Regions from separate parts of the Homo sapiens genome. Here region 2 is linked to region 1. Evidence: chromatin contacts called from ENCODE Hi-C data. All regions are on one chromosome and are shown on one strand. Each heading gives the region's core, a stretch centred on a gene start or an enhancer-like site at or near the end of the contact. The rest is flanking DNA. Distances are from core to core; before and after follow the strand shown. Region 1 overlaps ATXN7L1 (ataxin 7 like 1). Region 2 has its middle 22 kb from the start of SLC26A4.

Region 1 (5,953 bases), core at 2,846-5,345:
TAGTGCTGTGGGGTGGGAAGGAGAACGCCAGCTGCTCCAGGACTTGGTAAGTTGGATATGCAGGAAGTTCAGGGGGCTGGCAGCTAGTGGCACTTGTGCCAGTGGGGAACCTGGGGTGACTCAGTGTGGGAAACAGGAGGTTGTTGGTCTCACCCACTGCCCTCATCTACTCACTCATTTATCCAACACTTATTTATTGTCATTGATTATATGCCAGACACTGGGGTACAGAGAAATGAATGCGATGATTTATGCCCTCAAGGAGCTCACAGATCATGAAAAGAGACAGGGCGAGACTCACAAGCCCACAGTACACTTGGCAAGTGATAAATAGGACGTGTGCGTGGCTCATGCTGCGGCAGAGGGCAGGGAGAGCTTCACCAGGATGACCCCAGAGTCGGTTCCTGAAAGATGAGCACAAGCTTCCAGGCAGTCGCAGGGGGAGGGGCAGCCCGGGTCGTGGGAACAGCAAGAGCAAATGCAGTGTGGTGAGATGTGCTGGCCTGGTGAGGGTGCCACAGGTGGGTGAATATAGCAGGGAATGAGGATGCTGGGGGGAAGGGCAGGAGATAAGGCCAGAGAGGTGCGAGGCAGAGTTTTACCATGTGCTCATGAGTATGAGAGAGAGAATGCAGAGAGCAGTGATCGGGTGTTTGTTTTGGAAGCAATGCTGAGCTTGCTGGAACAAGGCTGGAGGTGAGAGGGCTGCTGCAGGGTCTGGGGCTGCAGGGACAGAGAGGACGCAGGACCCAAGAGACATTTATTTGGAACTGACCACTGTGGGAAATGACTTAGAGCTTTCTGGCTTGGCCTACCAGGAAGAGGGGAAGACAGATGGGAATGCAGGTTACATGGTGCTAGAGACTGAACTGCGTCCCCCTGGATTCATGTACTGAGACCCTAGCACCCAGTGAGGTGGTATAAGGAGATGGGACCTTTGGGGAATGATGAGGTTTACATGGGGACCTAAAAGTGGAGCTCCATGATGGGATTAGTGCCCTTGTAAGGAAAGGAAGAGACACCAGGGCCCTCTCTGCCCAGTGAGCACCCGTCCACTCACCATGCGGGCACCCTGATCGTGGGTGTCAGCCTCCAAAATTGTGAGAAATAAACCTCAGTTGTTTAAGCCACCCAGGCTATGGTACTTTCTTATAGCAGCCCGAGCAGACTGAGGACATATGGGGAGGAGAGCTTTGTTTTGCAGCCTACTAAGTGTGAGAAACTGATCTGCAGTCCAAGAGGCAAGCTGGGGCCAGAGAGACAGAGTGGGGACATCATGAGCAAGCGGGGGCCAAGCTGGGGTTGTGCACAGTCTCCCTGTGAAACAGTGTTGTCTGACAACAGGGTTAAGGCTAGAATTTGGGGAACACCAATAAATAACAAGAAGATGAGAGGAGGGAAGGGGCCAGTGAAGGAAGCTGAGAGGAACGCTCGCAGAGGGAGGAGGTGAGTCATGAGGAAGTGCCCAGGAGGACCCAGCAACAGAGTCAGAGGCACAGAGAAGCCACGTGGGAAGCACTGCAGTGTTCAACACCTCTGACAAGGAGTGAAAGCTCTGGGGAAAAAATAGGGTGTGGAAGTCAACTGGCAGTTGCTGTGGGGGGATGTACAACCAAGAAAGGGTGACTTACTTGTTTCAATTTTAAACAACAAATATGTGAACAGGGCTTTAGTCTGCAAGAAGCCAGCAGAGCCTTCTTTTCCCTTTTGCCATCTTCACCTGGCCTCCTGGGCCAGGGCACGCTGCCATCCAGGTGTCCAGCCAAGCTTCCTGTGCATGGATGACCACCTGTTGCCCCAGGATTTGGCACTGTCCAACTTCCCAGCATAGCTGCCTTTCTGCTGCCCCACCACAATGCCAGCTACATTGGGTGCTGACCACATGCCACACACCCTGCTCCACAAACATCAGTTAGTGTCCTGAAGAACCTCATGAGGGAAACTTGACCAGACCCAGCTTAGAGGTGAAGAACCCAGGCTTTAGAAAAGTCAAGTCACCTGCCTGATGTCATACTGCTGGTAAATGCTGTGCAGAATTTGAACACTGTGTGTCAAACTCCACTGCACTTCCCTGCCTCAAAAGAGCCTTTCATTTCTTCCTTGAAAGAGCTGCCCCACACTGACACAAACCCATGCAGGGCGAGAACAGGACACACCTTCTGACGCGGCACTCCTGGGTAGGCTGTTGCAGGAATGGCCCCCCAGTTGTTTATACCTTCCAATCTTCACACCCTTGGGTTCCCCCTTTTCACATTGATTCTGGGCTCAGTCACATGACTTACTTTGGCCAACAGACCATTAGCAACTGTGACAGACACTTATAAAATACTTATGCACTGGGTTTGTGTGCCCTCTCTTGTTCTCCTTGGAACCCTCATGTGGAAAGCCCGGGCTGGGCTGCAGTAGCATGGACGGACCCACATGGAGCACAGGTGAGCTGTTCCTGCCCAGACCTCTCCAGACCGAGCAGCCTCCCAACCACCAGACAGGTGAGGGAGGGCCTCTTTGACCATCCAGCCTGGGCTGCGCTATCCGCACCAGAAGAAACACCCAGAAGACCCACAGAATCATAGTAAGTAATGTTTACTGTCTTAAGCCATCAAGTTTTGGGGTGGTTTGTTGCACAGCAAAAGCTAGCTAACTGATACAAGTCCTTAAAGAGGCCTGAGCTAGCATCTCCTTCCAGCTCTGAAGCACTGGAGGATAATTCTTGGATCTCTAGTGTCCACAGACTCTTTCTGCAATGTCAGAACCACCCAAGAATACAGCACTGTCCTTGGCCTGGAGGGTCACTCTGCTCCTAGAAAGCAGGAAAAGGAAGAGGCCTTTATATACCTTCTCCCCAGGACACACAGGGCCTGCAGGCAGCCCTGGTGGGTGCCAGGTTACTTAGGGACAAGGTGACAGTGGCATGCTTTTGCCATTTGTCCCCAGCCAAGTGTTTTTCCACTGATGTGAAAGGAAAAAGATAATTTCTCTAGTGAGCCCTACTGCAAAGACTCTGAGGCAGCATTTCATCAAAGGGTGCTGGGAAGCACTGGGGAGACAGCAAAACCCAAAAACCTCCAGCTCCACTCAGCAAGGAGCTTGCTGCTTCTGTTTCCAGAGAGGCGGAAAAATGAATGAGCACTCAGGAAAGCCAACCTGATCAGTGGCACTTTGATAAGATGACAAAATTGCTCCCTCCTCCAGTCCAAATCCACTCTCTGTGGTGAACTATTATGGGAAGGAAGCATCAACTAATTAGAAGCATCTCTGGGACATGAGAAAAATCAGCACCTAAAATGCCTAAGCAGAGAGAATTCCTTGTTAAGAAGAGAGAAAACAAAACAAAAAACTGCTAGGATGTCACTTTGCCCAAGCATATTTATAAAGGGAGGAGGAGATAAGAATTAATTGGGACAGGAGCTTCTACCTAAGTGACATAAAAGACACAATTATTTTTGCTGCTTTTACAGATCAAGTGCCCCTTCCAGGTGGGGATAGAGCCCTGGCACCACCCACCATTTTGAAAAATGACTTTTAGTCTTCCGTAGTTCTAACTAAGCTTGAAATTAAGATGGTTCTTTTGTTTACTCCCCCTGTTGGGGAAGCTCTAACCACCTATCAAAAACACCAATGTCTGGATTATTTATTTCTCATTGTCCAACCTACGGGGCATAGAAGAGTTTTATGAAGCCAACATGTGAGGCGTTTCTCCCAAAGAAGCGTGGATGCACCTCCCCATATTGCAGAGCCCTTTTATACTATGGTCCTTTGATAATCTGGATTTTGACAGACAGAACTAATGCCTGACTTGGAGCAGGACAAAGAGCCCTGGAAGTCAGAGGCTTCATTCTTGTCACCCTCTTTCCTTTATAAGCTGCGAGCACTTGGGTAAGTCCCTTAACCTTGAGAAAATTCAATAAAACAAAGGGTTAGTGACTAATATATTACATCCTTTTTAAAAAACAAGTTGTGGTTTAAAAAGCCCCATATAACATGAGATCTACTGTCTTAACACATCTGTGAGTGTATAGTACAGTATTGTTAACCATAAGCACACTGTTGTAAAGCAGATCTCTAGAACTGACTCAGCTTGCACTACTGAAACTCCACGCCCACTGAGCAGCAACCTCACTTCCTCCTTCCTCCGGCCCCTGGCACTCAACCATTCTATGTTCTGCTTCTACGAGTCAACTGCCTTAGATACCTCATATCAGTGGAATCAGGCAGTATTGGTCCTTTATGACTGGCTTATTTCATTTAGCATAGTGTCCTCAAGGTTCAAATATATATCCTTACAATGATACTGACATGGTACTCACTGTTTCCATGGTAAGTGGTTACATATATTAACGTATTTAGCCCTCACAGAAACCCTTCAAGGTAAGGTGGCATGATTATCTCCTTTTGATAGATGAGGAAACTGAGGCAAAGGGAGGTGAAGTGAGGTGCCTATGCTTACCTGCTGTGTAAGTGGCTCCAGACTCCTTTTTTTTTTTTTCCAAGACAGGGTCTCACTCTGTTGCCCAGGCTAGAGCATAGTTATGCTATCATAGCTCACTGTAGCTTTGACCTCCTGGGCTCAAGTGATCCTCCCAACTCAGCCTCCCAAGTAGCTGGGACGAAAGGCACATGCCACCACATCCACCTAATTTTTTAAATTTTTTGTAGAGACGAGGTCTCACTATGTTGCCCAGGCTGGCCTCGAATTCCAGGACTCAAATGATCCTCCAGCCTTGGCCTCCCAAAGTGTTGAGACTACAGGTGTGAGCCACCACACCCAGCCCAGACTCCATTCTCTTGAACATAACACCATGTTCTTTCTGTACAGTTTAAAATTTCTATTTTAGCAAGTAGGCTCACAGAGATACTGAAGTCACTGAGGAAGATGGCAAAAGATGGGGCAGGGAGGATAAACGAGATGTGGTGTTGGAGAGATCTACCCTTGTATAGTTCAGAGTGGTCTTTCACAGCAGGAAGAGGATGGCCTTGGAGCCAGGGAGACCTGGGCCCAGTCCTGGCTCTCCCTTGCTCTAGGCCCTTGGGAAACACCAGTCACCAAAACTGGCAAGACCCTTGCCTTGTAGACATCACATGCTAGCAGGTGAGACAAACAACAAACAATAAGTATTCCCAATAATGTCTGCTATAGAAAGGGTAAAGTGTTATAAAAAAACAAACAAACAAAACACTGGTGCTGGGAAGGCTGGCTGGAATTGTAAAAAGGGTGCCACTGAGAAGGTGATATCTGAGCAGACTAGAAGAAGGTGAGAAGGTAGATTGTGAGGCTGGAGCACATCTAGGGGATGGTGTTCCGCACAGAGGGAAGAGCTAGTGCAAAGGTCCAGAGAAGGGGAGAGCCTAGGACGTATGAGGGAGAGCAAAGAAGCCAGCCTGTGTGCAGGAGCCAACGCGAGCCAGCGTAGAGGCACTGAAGCCGGGGATGGCATGGGGGCGGCGGAAAGGCTGTGCCAGTGACTCTGAGTGGTGTGGGAAGCTATGCAGGCTTTTGAGCAGAGGAGTGACATGAACTGATACTTGGCTTTTATAGTAATTTAGGTGATGGTGGCTCAGATCAGGGCAGCAGAAGTGGAGGTGGGAGAAGCAGTTGGTTTTGAACCTAACCTGTTTCCTAGTGGACTAGATGTGGATGGGAGAAAAAGATGGGAGTCAAGGATGACACCAAGAGTTCTGTCCAAAGCAACTGGAAGAATGAAGTGGCTATCAGCTAACCTAGAAAGGCCACAGATGAAGAAAGTTACGGGGTCCCTGAAAAGATATGGTGAAGTCCTATCCCCAATACTTGTGAATGTGGTCTTATTTGGAAACAGCGTCTCTGCAGAAGTGATCAAGTTAAGATGAGGTCATTAGGGTGGGCCTTAATCCAATATGACTGGCGTCCTTATACGACGAGGAGAAGAGACACAGACAGGCCTGGAGATGATGTGAAGGTGGACAGGGAGAACAC
Region 2 (5,931 bases), core at 1,656-4,155, 1.8 Mb after region 1:
TTTTTTACCTTTTTCTTTAAGCAGTAGAGACAATGTCTCACTGTGTTGCCAGGGCTGGTTTTTATTTATTTATTTATTTATTTTTGCCCCATTGCAATCAGTGTGCACAGGCTTCTTTCTTTCTTTATTTTTTTGAGATGGAGTCTTGCTCCGTCACCCAGGCTGGAGTGCAGTGGTGCAATCTTGGCTCATTGCAACCTCTGGCTCCATGGTTCAAGTGCTTCTCTTGCCTCAGCCTCCTGAGTAGCTGGGATTACAGGCACACAGCTCCATGCCTGGCTAATTTTTGTAATTTTAGTAGAGATGGGGTTTTACCATGTTGGCCAGGCTGGTCTCGAACTCCTGACCTCAAGTGGTCCTCCTGCCTCCGCCTCCCAAAGTGCTGAGATTACAGGCAGGATACACTGCCCTGGCCTACAGGCTTCTTTATATAGGTCATCAGCCTGTATTCACATTTCCATCCATTTCTAATGTAATTACATTAACATTACTTTAGCATATGACTTTGCCTTTTCCAGAACTCTAATTAAGATTTTAAATAAGATGTATGCCACTGGGAATCTCTCATTCACGCTTGTTAAACACCTTTCCTGTTTGATTATAATTTCACTTGCTAATTATTTCTGACTTTGGTTTTCCAAACTTTTCCTTTTTATGACTTAAACACAGTTTGAACTGGTGCAGCAAATCACTTACAATCCAGGTGTAAGATAGATTGGCAAACTAAATAGAAAAGAAGACAGTCATTGGGTGGAAAACAGTGACCAAGTTTACCTCAGTCAATCTGTTTATTAAAAGAACTCATAGGCCAGGCAAGGTAGCTCACTTCTGTAATCCCAGCACTTTGGGAGGCCGAGGCGGCGGATCACAAGGTCGGGAGATCGAGACTATCCTGGTTAACACGGTGAAACCCTGTCTCTACTAAAAATACAAAAAAATTAGCCAGGTGTGGTGGTAGACGCCTGTAGTCCCAGCTACTTGGGAGGCTGAGGCAGGAGAATGGCGTAAACCCGGGAGGCAGAGTTTGCAGTGAGCTGAGATCCAGCCAGTGCACCCCAGCCTGGGTGACTGAGCGACACTCCGTCTCAAAAAAAAAAAAAAAAAAAACAGAACTCATACTGCTGAGCATGGTTGCATATGCCTGTAATCCCAGCTACACAAGAGGCTGAAGTAGAAGGATCACTTGAACCCAGGAGATTAGCCTGGGCAACATAGCAAGACCCCATCTCAAAAATATAAATATGTAAAAATAAATAAAAGGACTTGTACTTTTTAATAAGCACTCACCATGTGCTAGGTTCTGATTGCTTTATCTACTTCTATGCCATAAACTTTTTTCAAATTTATTTTGCATATTTTTAGATGCCTGCTATACACTGATCCTTGTGATAAGAGCAGCCAAGGTTCCTTGAGCACTCACCATGTGCTAGGGTCTAATTGCATTATGAACTGTTTGTCATTTAAATATTGCAGCAAGCCCATGAAGCAAGTAGTAATATTACCCCCAATTTTCAGATAAGAAAAATGAGGCATAGAGAATGTGAAAATAAATAAAATTTAAAAGCTCTTGGAACCCCAGAGAACACATTAAGTCTTGAGAGATGTGACTGTGATCTCAGCCATGGAGCATGGAGTTGTAATTTCTGCTCCTTAGATTATAGATTAACTCTCTTCTTCAGTGTTCTTCTTCTGTAAATTATGAGGAGAGACAAGAGACCAGACCTCCTTCTAATCACTGATCTTTGTGATAGATTAACTGCCTCCTTTTTTGTACCTGTATTAGTCTGTTTTCACCCATTATAAAGAATTGCCCAAGACTGGGTAATTTATAAAGAAAAGAGGTTTAATTGACTCACAGTTCCACATGGCTGGGGAGGCCTCAGGAAACTTATAATCATGGTAGAAGAGAAGCAGGCACATCTTACATGGTGGCAGACGAGAGAGAGAGAGAGAGAGAGAGTGTATGAAAGGGAAAGAGCCCCTTATAAAACCATCAGATCTCATGAGAACTCACTCACTATCACAAGAACATCATTGGGGAAACTGCCCCCATGATCCAATCACTTCCCACTAGTTTCCTCCCTTGATACATGGGGATTATGGGGATTATAATTCACTATGAGATTTGGGTGGGGACACAGAACCAAACCCTATCAGTACCTAACTCAGTTAAGGTAGCACTAATTACCTCCCAAATTTTATATCTTCAGTGTGGAATGTTAAATAGACCTTTCCTGAAAAGAAAAATATTACCTTGTCTAATTGGATTACTGTAACTATACATTCAGCCATATACAGAAAAATATTGAAATTCTGTTAAGCTTTCTAAACCTTATCTATGTTAAGTGACCTCAAACTTCTACACTTCAAAGTGCTGACTTCCATTCTTTGGAATCTGTCTCCCAGGCCATCTTCAAACTTTGTACTTGAATAAACTCTCTTCAAAATTCAAAATAAACTCTCTTCAAGTCAAACTAGATTCTGACGCTTATTTCAAGTTGACATTTTGGCAACCATGAAAGGACCTAAAGCAAGCCTCTGTTGATTCCCCACTGCATTGCCCACAGTTAGGATCCTGGTACCAGCATGAACAGTTTTCATTCACTTGGCTTCACTGGAGCCAGCAGAGGGTCTCCGGTGAAGACCCTCTCAGGTTTTGAATCTCCCTGATTTGGGTTGAGAATCAGACTTTACTCAAGTGACCCAATTCCACACTTGATGGAGCTGGAATTGAAGCTCTACTTTAAGGTAAGAGTTTTTGTCTGTTCTCTAGATATTCTTCTGTTCACAGATTTGTGGTTTTCACTTTTCTCTAAGGTTAAGTGTTATTTGTAACTGCTCATTAACATTTGTACAGCTTTTTCTCTCATTTGAATTTTGGTCAGGGAAAGAAAGTTTCTCTCTCTGAAAAGAGGAAGTGAATGTGGCTTAAGCAAAATTTGCATAAAAGAAAAAAACCTGGCTAAACTCTGAAGCTTGGTTCATTTGACATATCTAAAGTTGTTTTGTTTGTTTCTGAGTGACCAAAAAGAAAAACTTTCTATGAGGATGGCCAGGTGCGGTGGCTCATGCCTGTAAACCCAGCTCTTTTGGAGCCCTAGGCAGGCAGATCACTTGAGGCCAGGCATTCAAGAACAGCCTGGTCAACATGATGAAACTCTGTCTTTACCAAAAAATACAAAATATTAGCCGGGTGTGGTGACATGTGCCTGTAATCCCAGCTACTCAAGAGGCTGAGGCAGGAGAATCACTTGAATTTGGGAAACAGAGGTTGCAGTGAGCCAAGATCATACCATTGCACTCCAGCCTGGGTGACAAAGTGAGACTCCGCCAAAAAAAAAAAAAAAAAAAAGAAAGAAAGAAAGAAAGAAGGAAGGAAGGAAAAAAAAGAAAAGAAAAGAAAGAAAGAGAGAAAGAAAGAAAGAAGGAAAGAAAGAAAGAAAGAAAGAGAAAGAAAGAAAAAGAAAGAAAGAGAGAAAAGCTTTCTATGAGGATGAAGATAAGTACCAAAGATAAGGGACACTGTTTCTCCTGGCCAAAAGGCATCTTAGGCTAATAAGGTCTTGCGGGAGTGTCTGAACTCATTACTCTTAACATGCAATAGTACTGTAGGGAGTTCTCAAAGAAGAACACACAGGAAATCTTGCTTAACCTGGTGGGCACATATGAAGGGCTGATCTTCTAGTGCCTTAAGTGCCCAGGATTCCTGGCTTTCACCAAGACAGGGAAGAAGAGAGAAGTGATTCACTGGTGTCACCTCAAGGAATAATCCCCATTAAGCAACATACCAGATCAAAAACATCTTTCCCATTTCATCTTTGATCACTTAAAAAGAGAATCCAAATTATGGGCAATCATCCATCTAAAACTGAGTCTTCCTTTTTAAGGAGAGATCCACCTTTAGAAATTCCAGCTGGATTCCTGTATAATATTGTGGTGCAACCTCCAGTCAATATCTAGAAAAGTTGTCTTTCTTAACCCATGAAGACCCCAAACAACAATGACCAAAGTGGGCTATCTTTGAAATACCTAAATTAGCTTATTTATGTGCACAATTAGAAAAAGCTATTTCTAAAATTAAAGAAAATAATTGGGAGAGTTACTTCTAACAGTACTTAGAAGCATCTGAAAAGCGCTCTGACAAAGTTCTTCCTCTACAGGAAGAAAATTAAAAGCCCTCTAAAACCATTTCTAAATTAAAAAAAAAAAAAACTGCCAAATCTTTTACTCCTCCTTCTGCTTCCCCAACTCTTTATTCCCCATCTCTTCCTCATCTGAACGACACTGCCCAGCCTTTCCTTCTTTTCCTCCCCTTCCCCTTCTTCCCACTCCTGTTGTTTTAGCTACATTTTGTGAATGGCTGGTATCTGGTAGAGGAGAACCTGCCTTAACTTATCAACTATGATCAAAGGTAGACATTAAAGGCATAATTAAGGAATTTCCTCATCCCCACCAAGACCCTATTGGTTTTGTCAGGAAATTTGAACTAAATATTCAAGTTTACAACCCTGATTTTTCCAATTTGTATTAAGTAGTTCACATGTTAGTATCAGAAAGTAAAGCTAAAGATTGGAAGAGCTAAGGCAAATTGGAGGAACCACTTGAAGGACTTTCATACATTTTCAGAAGACCACAAATGTGACCATGAGGTTTCAAAGGCTTTGCTCAAGCCACCCCTTCATTTGACCTTCCAAAGAATGGTCGACTGGAATAAAATACAACAATGTCAACAAAATTCAGATGAGTCAGAAATGACATATTTTGAGAGATTCGAAAAAATATTTAAACCATATTCAGGATTATCCAAAGAGAGTTAGGCTAATCATCAAAATGATACTCTCCTCAATTTCAATTTCATAAGTGGGTTACTTAGATGAAGAATTAGGACTAACAGTAAAAGGACAACACCATAGTTGGACAATTGCTCACATTCATGATTTGGTTAATTTTGCTGATCAATTATGTCATGCCTTAACTAAAGAAGAGAAAAAGAAGCCAAAGAAAAGAATAAGGCTAATAAGATTATGAATTTATAACTAAAACAATTATCTACCCAGTCTGAACCTCCAAAACATACCCCAAAAACCTCAGAATGAATTTAACCCTCTGCTTTGTCATTATTGCAAAAACACCCTGGTCACTTTAGGAAAGATTGCTGAAAACTAAAATGGAGGCAACAACAACAGGCAAAGGAAAAAAAGAAAAGGGGGGGTGCTCCAAGGAACTTAAAGAGACCTTGCCTTTCCTCCATATTTATATTTTGGGAGAAATAGAAAGTATCTGAAATGGAGAACAAACATAAGCTCTTATTGACACTGAGCTGCATTATCTGTAGTAAATCCCACCTTATTACAAGGTCCCATTCCTTAAAGTAAACCATTTAAATGGTGGGTGTCACTGATATTCCTGTATTGGCACATAAATCTTAGCCTATAGCTTTTCAAGTAGGTCCTTTACAAGAGACTTGTATTTTTCTCTTCGTTCTCTAAGCCACTATCCATTTGATAGGAAGAAATTTCTTAGAACTATATAACACCCATATTTGTTTTTCCCAAAAGGGTAAAATATTTTTAGAATTAGAAGACAAAGTTGAATTACTAGACACCATGAATTTTTCAGAATCTGATCCTTTTAAATTCACAAGCTGCAATTTATATTGCCATAGAGGACACCGAATTATTGATTGATAAACGAATACAAAAATTGTTAAAGGCAATACCTGATTAGTTGTGGTCAGTCTTTCATTGATACTGGAAAAATTATCTTGACTTCCCCAATCAAAATTTAAATAAACTCATCAAAACCTCTTCCAAACCTTAAACAGTATTCTTTAAAGCCAAAGGCTTTAGAAGGAATACAACCTATAGTTCTAGACTATATAAAAAGAGGTCTGATTATTCCCTGTAGAAGCCTGTGTAACACTCCAACCCT

Evidence for each region. Hi-C counts contacts between places; a loop is a spot of excess contacts on that map. Pooled maps may share reads with other maps.
Region 2: a loop to region 1 is called in a map with no recorded cell type, with 12 times the contacts of the local background. The contact joins two enhancer-like sites. A Hi-C loop is called at or near these places in 4 of 37 single-sample maps with no recorded cell type and 4 of 50 pooled maps.

Annotation. Positions count from the first base shown.
Region 1 is chr7:105,805,301-105,811,253 of GRCh38, forward strand. The region is part of intron 2 of ATXN7L1 (ataxin 7 like 1); the gene reads right to left. Among named protein-coding and RNA genes, the nearest start is that of ATXN7L1, 68 kb to the right of the region's middle. RefSeq lists enhancers at 1,075-1,244, 1,405-1,454, 2,095-2,144, 3,616-3,685, 3,806-3,915. Within about 2 kb of position 4,096, at least 8 of the 41 ENCODE cell types and tissues checked have a DNase peak (open chromatin) inside an H3K27ac peak, as active enhancers do.
Region 2 is chr7:107,635,851-107,641,781 of GRCh38, forward strand. No RefSeq gene overlaps it. Among named protein-coding and RNA genes, the nearest start is that of SLC26A4, 22 kb to the right of the region's middle. RefSeq lists an enhancer at 2,718-2,867. Within about 2 kb of position 2,906, at least 3 of the 41 ENCODE cell types and tissues checked have a DNase peak (open chromatin) inside an H3K27ac peak, as active enhancers do.